2 separate regions of the Mus musculus genome follow, and region 2 is linked to region 1. A link is a loop called in an ENCODE intact Hi-C map of the cell type or tissue named here. Cell type or tissue: left cerebral cortex. All regions are shown on one strand. Links, peaks and the distances in the headings refer to the core of each region. The heading gives the core; the rest is flanking DNA.

Region 1 (2,911 bases), core at 89-2,588:
AAGCGTCTAACTCTCAACCTGACCAGCAGTCCAACTTCAATCTTGCATTAATGATAATTATTGACAGCCATAAAGCTCCTCCCAAGAGCCTTCAGTGATATAGGGCCTTTAAAATTCTTTTCAAAAAGAATGCCATCTAGGGATAGGAGTGGGGATAGGGGCTCAGGGCCCAATTCCAGCCTCACATGTGCAAGGCCCTGCGTTCAGTCCCTAGCATCACAGGAGGAGTGGGTGAGGGAAACAATCAAATCCCTGGGCACTGGAATAACTAGTGATTATTTTCTTCTTTTAACGTTTCCAAACTTCTCCAGTGTCCTACAGCTCATACAAAAGCTGGCTATTTCTAAAAGGTCAATAGTGGGGGCATCTGAAGACCCTGAGCACAGACCCTCTAAGGCCCCATCAGTTACCTTGAGAATGCTTTGGCACTCAACGAAGTCACTGTGCAGATGGCTGGTGGCATACAGCTTAAGGAGCAACTGAGGAATTCCACTCCATTTGGACAATTTGTCCCTCTCGGTCAAAAAGGTCTCAGTGAACTGTGAATAAAAAATAAAAACAAAGAAATATTTTATTGTCAAGGAAGAAGTTTTGGTAAAGAGAGCAGCTGACTCCCAAACAGCCAAGGACCCCAGCAAATAAAGCTGTAGCCTACGCCCTGCTCCTGACATAGGACTGCTCTGAACCCTACTTGTCAGTCTACGCTTTCCCCAGTGCACACTCAAGACTCCAAATTCAGCTGTGTTTTCTCTACTTGATCTCCCCTGCCCAGAGGCTCTCCCCCAGGCTTTTCTATCTGAAATGCTACTTTCCTTCAAACAGCAGTCAATAAGGGCCAGCAAGACCACCCAGTGGGTAAGGCTGCTTACTACACTAGCCTGATAACCTGCCTGACTCCTGGAACCCATGTAAAGGGGAGGAAGGGACTTATTAACACCACATACCGTCCTCTGACCCCCACAGGCACACTACAGCACAGGAGTATACACACACACACACACACACACACACACACACACACACACACACACTCTTACTTAAATATTTAAAGAAACTTTTTATTAGAATTTTAAGTTATTGTTTATTTTATGTGTATGGGTGTTGTACCTACATGTAGGTCTGTACACAACTTTTGCCTGGTGCCCATGGAGGCCAGAAGAGGGCGCCAGATCTCCAAGAACTGGAGTTACAGACAGCTGCGAGCTGCTATGTCTATAAAAGAACTTTTAAAAATCCTGAACTACAAAGTGAGCTCTAGGTCAGCTTAGACTATAGAGACCTGCTTCAAAACAAAGCAATAAGTGGGTGGATGGATAGATACACAGATGGACAGATTGATCAAGGCAGGGGATGAGAGATGGCTCAATGGTTAAGAGCATTTCCTATCCTTACAGAAGACTCAAATTTGGTTCCCAGCACACATGGCTGGGCAGCTACAACCACAAATAACTCCAGTTCAAAGAATTTAACATCCTCCTTCCAGTCTCTGCCTGCACCCACACGTGTGGCAAGCATTCACATAGACAAACAAACAAATAAATAAAACTTTTTTTTTTACATACAGGCCAACTGCTAGAAACTTTAGTTGGCTTTCCTCTCTCCTTCCTAGGGCCTTAGGGCCCCTCCCTACTCAAGGACTTCATTTATCACATATTTTAACCTACTGCACATAGCTTCTAGTTCATCCACCCCTTTCCCTCTCTGGATCACAACTACCCCAGAGCAGACACCAAACTAAGAAAACACTCACTCACACACACACACACACACACACACACACACACACACACACACACACACTCACACTCTCTCTCCCATTCAACTGCAGAGTTCTTGCACAAAGCAGGGGCTGAGTAAATGTCTGAAGGTATCAACGAGAACACCCGCACAATGACAGAACGTGAGTGGATTATAAGGTCATTTCCACATTACGAACACCAGACACAAAACTTTTGTGGTCCAATCAAATCAAAAGTATCTAGTTACAGTCTGCATGGAGCAAACAAACCTTTAATAATGTTGGGCTTGTCTGAATACACATGCCCCATGATGCAATGAACAAGTCTCATAATTCTATCTACACTGTGTTTTAGATGATGGCATGAGGGGGTAACAGAGAGTGCTCAAAAGAATGCTTTTCCTTAGGGCGAAACACAGGAAATAAGACTTACAACAAAAATGTCTGGATAGCAGCAATGTTATATATAGTGTTTAGGCTCAAAATCAATGTAAGTTAAAAATAAAAAAAAAATTAAAAAAAAAAGATAAAAACTTCTTTCCTTTCTTTACACAAAGCAAGAAGCAAATCTACAGCTGAGACCCTGCGGAAGTAATTCCTACAGAGTATCTGCACGAGAGAATCCTAAACAGTATTATAAACGGGAATCACAAGCTAATTATCTCCCATGAGAAACTAGGGGAAATAAGCTCAGCAAAATAAAACAGGGCAGCAGAAACAAAATAAACTAAAAGCAGAAAACTATACAAACATTGACAACACCTTCATTTCAAGATTTTCTGGAGAGGCCAATGAACAGATAAGCGTTTAACGACAGCTTCTAACAACTGGCTAGGATTATTAAACTCTGGAATGAATGAGAGAATACCACCACCAGTGACCAGAGCAGAAGAGACTCTAGGCAAGTACTGAAGATGACCATATGTCAACAGTCGAGATAGCTAAAGGAAATGACTGGGAGAACACAGGCTGTGAGACTGACAGAGCAGCAGGCAGGCCTGGAACACCCGAGAAGCTGACTTAGTGATGATTCACATAGCAACAACTAAGACCTCCAGAAAAGAAGCCTAGATCCAGACTGAAGGCTTCACATAGTACCAAACATTTAAAGAAGAACTAACACAAGCACCCAGACTCCTCAAAATAGTGAGGCTAGTATTCTGGTAACCAATC
Region 2 (2,911 bases), core at 142-2,641, 51 kb after region 1:
TTAACCACTGAGCCACCTCTCCAGCCCCCAAACCGTATGCTTAAAGGATGAGTCGCATTTTCATGTAGCTTTGTGGTTCTTATCCATCTGAGGTTGATGGGGATTGAACTCATGGCTGCATGCAGAAGGCAAGTAGTCTATCGCCTAAACCATATCCTTTCCTTTACTTGGGAAAATAAATCTGGTTAAATCTAGTCCAATGCTAGATATGTATATGTGCATCTACATATATACTTGTATATACATATATGTGTTGTATATGAATATACATACATGGAGAGAGAGAGGGGATAGGGGAGGGGAGAGAAGGAGAGAGAGGAGGAGGGAGGGAGGGAGAGAACAAACTTGTTTGTTTGAGATGTTCTCGTACAGACCAGGCTGGCCTCGAACTCACTATGTAAGGCAAGAATGGCCTCGGACTGCTGATGTTCCCGACTCCAACTATCGCTGCGTTTACAGTCACGTGCCACCCCACCTAGCTTGACACATAATATTACCGTTTTTTCTGCTATTATCACCCCAAATTTCCCTTGAATACTCTTCTTCCCAGAGTCACTCCTGTAATTCAGGACCCCATGTCCCCAGCTGTGGAGTGGGTGTCTTACTGGTATCAGCCGTAATACCATACCCCTTTACCAGAGACAGTTCGGGAATATATATGTGACCCAAGCCTGACCTATGAAGACTTACTGCTTGGACTAAGGGGGAAGGGTGCTTCTTTGAACATACTGTTTCTTAAACTTGCGAAGAAGGAGATAGGAATGGCAATTGGCTGACCGACCTTTTATGGAGACTGAGAACACAGCAGCCAAGAAAGCAGAGATAAAAGGTGGAAGGGGACTCTGATTGACGTCATTTGTCTGTCTGGATCGGGTCTGAGGTCAGCCTTGACCTGGGCTTTTTAGTTATCTGATTCAGTAAGTTTGTCTTCTTATCTCAGTCAGTTGAATCGAGGTTCTGCAATTTGTAGCCCAGACAATTCCTGACTATCCCAACACTCAGTTTCTCTAGGACCTGGAGCCAGCCTACCTCTGTCCTGTCTCTTTCACCATTCACCTTCCTCTGTGCCCAGTCTTCCTCAGTTTCCTGTTTCCTCCACCAGAAGTAGCTCCCTCCTACGTCTTCCATTTATAAATCCAAGCCTTCCCTGGCCTGTGTCACCTACTCTAGGATGCCTGGTACTTCTCTCAACCTTTTCTTCTTCTAAAAGTCCTTCTGAGCTCTATGTATTCTACTGTTAGGGTCTCCGTTCCCCTTCACAACAGCAGAGGCATCTCCCATTCTTGTACTTCCTCAGAGTGCCAGACACAGCTCAGGAAGCAATTACTTGGCAAATGTGGTGAATGAGAACACAAATCTTGTTTACAAGGCGGCCAGTGATCTCAAAGCTGTCATCTCACCACTTCCTGACTTGTACGTAAGAGATGCCAGTGGAGCTCCTGTATTGTCCAGTGAATGATCACAATGCGGTGAAGTGGAGCGTCCACCTCCAGACCCCACATACCCTTCTCTCTCTCAACCCCAGCACACTGCCTCCCTTCCACTCACCCGCTTTACTCTCCTGCCACAAAGCCTCCATGCTAGCTGGCCTACAGCACCCTCTTCTATCACCTTCCCAGTTACTGCCAGCTTCTCCGTCAAATTCTAACTCCAGCTGCACATCACTGCCTCAGAGAAGTTCTCCAAAATCCTTGGCTAGGTCAGATCGGTGTTTGTTGTTTGTTTAGGGTTTTTTTTTTTTTTTGAGATAGTTTCTTTTATATAGCTCTAGCTGTCCTGGAACTCACTCCACAGGTCACTCCTTGACCTCAGAGATCAGCCTGCCTCTGCTTCTTCTTTCTGAGTGCCAGAGCTAAAGGCACACACCAGATCATTTTGTGTTTGGGCCTTTGCAATACAAAGCTTTGGCCTCAATATGTGGTTATCATCTTTTATTGCTATTTTTTGATCCTGGTGCTAACATCTCAAACTCCAGGTAAGTGTAGATCATTTCTGTTTGAACCTACCATTTTGACTTCAAAGTTTAGCACCATGCTTGGTACATAGCTGTCCTCAATAAATATTTGATAGATTGATAGATAGATAGAAACATACAAATTAACATTAAACAAAAAGTATAAGCCAAACCATATCTACGTAGTGTTCATAGTCATATAAATACTATAGATGTATAAAAATGAGAAGTGGCCAGGCATACTGGTAAATCTTTATAATCTCAGCACTTGGGAGGCTGAGGCAAGAGGATTACCAAGTTTGAGGTCTTCCTGGCTAAACAACAAAACCCTGGAAGGGAGTAAGCAGGGCAGAAGGCAATCAAGGATTGGTGTCACATAAAGTTAAGTTTAGGTCCGAGTTCTGTTTTTACCTTTCTCAGCATTGCATTCCTAAGAATCCTATTTCCTCAGCTGTAAAAAGGAATAAAAGAATGAACTAATAAAGCCAGGAGACTATGGGAAGGGACTAAATAGCACAATGCATGTGTTGCAATTTGAGTAAGAAGCAATCATGACAAGCTGCGCGAAGCCTAGGTTCCCAGGAGGCAGCACAGGTTATGGAAACCTTATCAAGTGGAGGAAGTAAGTTGGGGGTGGGAGGCACAACTTGGGGTGGGTACCTTGTCCTTGGCCCATTCCTGTCTCCTGATCTCTGACTCCTATCAACCATGAGACAAAGCATCATCTCTCTGCCACATTATTGCCCAAGCACATGGGGTAGGCCACCGTGTATGAGGCCTCTGGGACTGTGAGCCAAAATACATTCTTCCTCCTTTTAAGATGTTCTCTCTCTCTCTCTCTCTCTCTCTCTCTCTCTCTCTCTCTCTCTCTCTCTCTCTCTCTCTCGTGTGGTCGCCGCGATGATAGAAAGTGACTAGTATAACCTGTAAAGGACTTCGTACAAGCCATGTATGTGA

The links. Hi-C counts contacts between places; a loop is a spot of excess contacts. Peaks named below come from ENCODE experiments on the same cell type or tissue, not always from the same donor. Only the 100,000 strongest peaks of a DNase experiment are listed, where the experiment ranks them.
Region 2: a loop joins it to region 1, with 1.9 times the contacts of the local background. A loop is called at or near these places in 2 of 42 quality-filtered maps.

What each region holds. Positions count from the first base shown.
Region 1 is chr2:155,672,580-155,675,490 of GRCm38, forward strand. It overlaps Trpc4ap (transient receptor potential cation channel, subfamily C, member 4 associated protein), which reads right to left. Exons shown (of 19, transcript NM_001163452.1): 2 at 411-539. Among named protein-coding and RNA genes, the nearest start is that of Trpc4ap, 18 kb to the right of the region's middle. In left cerebral cortex, for the core only: a CTCF peak has its summit at 1,158 (motif pointing right); a DNase peak (open chromatin) is centred at 1,163.
Region 2 is chr2:155,723,368-155,726,278 of GRCm38, forward strand. The region is part of intron 3 of Edem2 (ER degradation enhancer, mannosidase alpha-like 2); the gene reads right to left. Among named protein-coding and RNA genes, the nearest start is that of Edem2, 4.7 kb to the right of the region's middle. In left cerebral cortex, for the core only: no CTCF peak of the experiment used is centred there; a DNase peak (open chromatin) is centred at 1,317.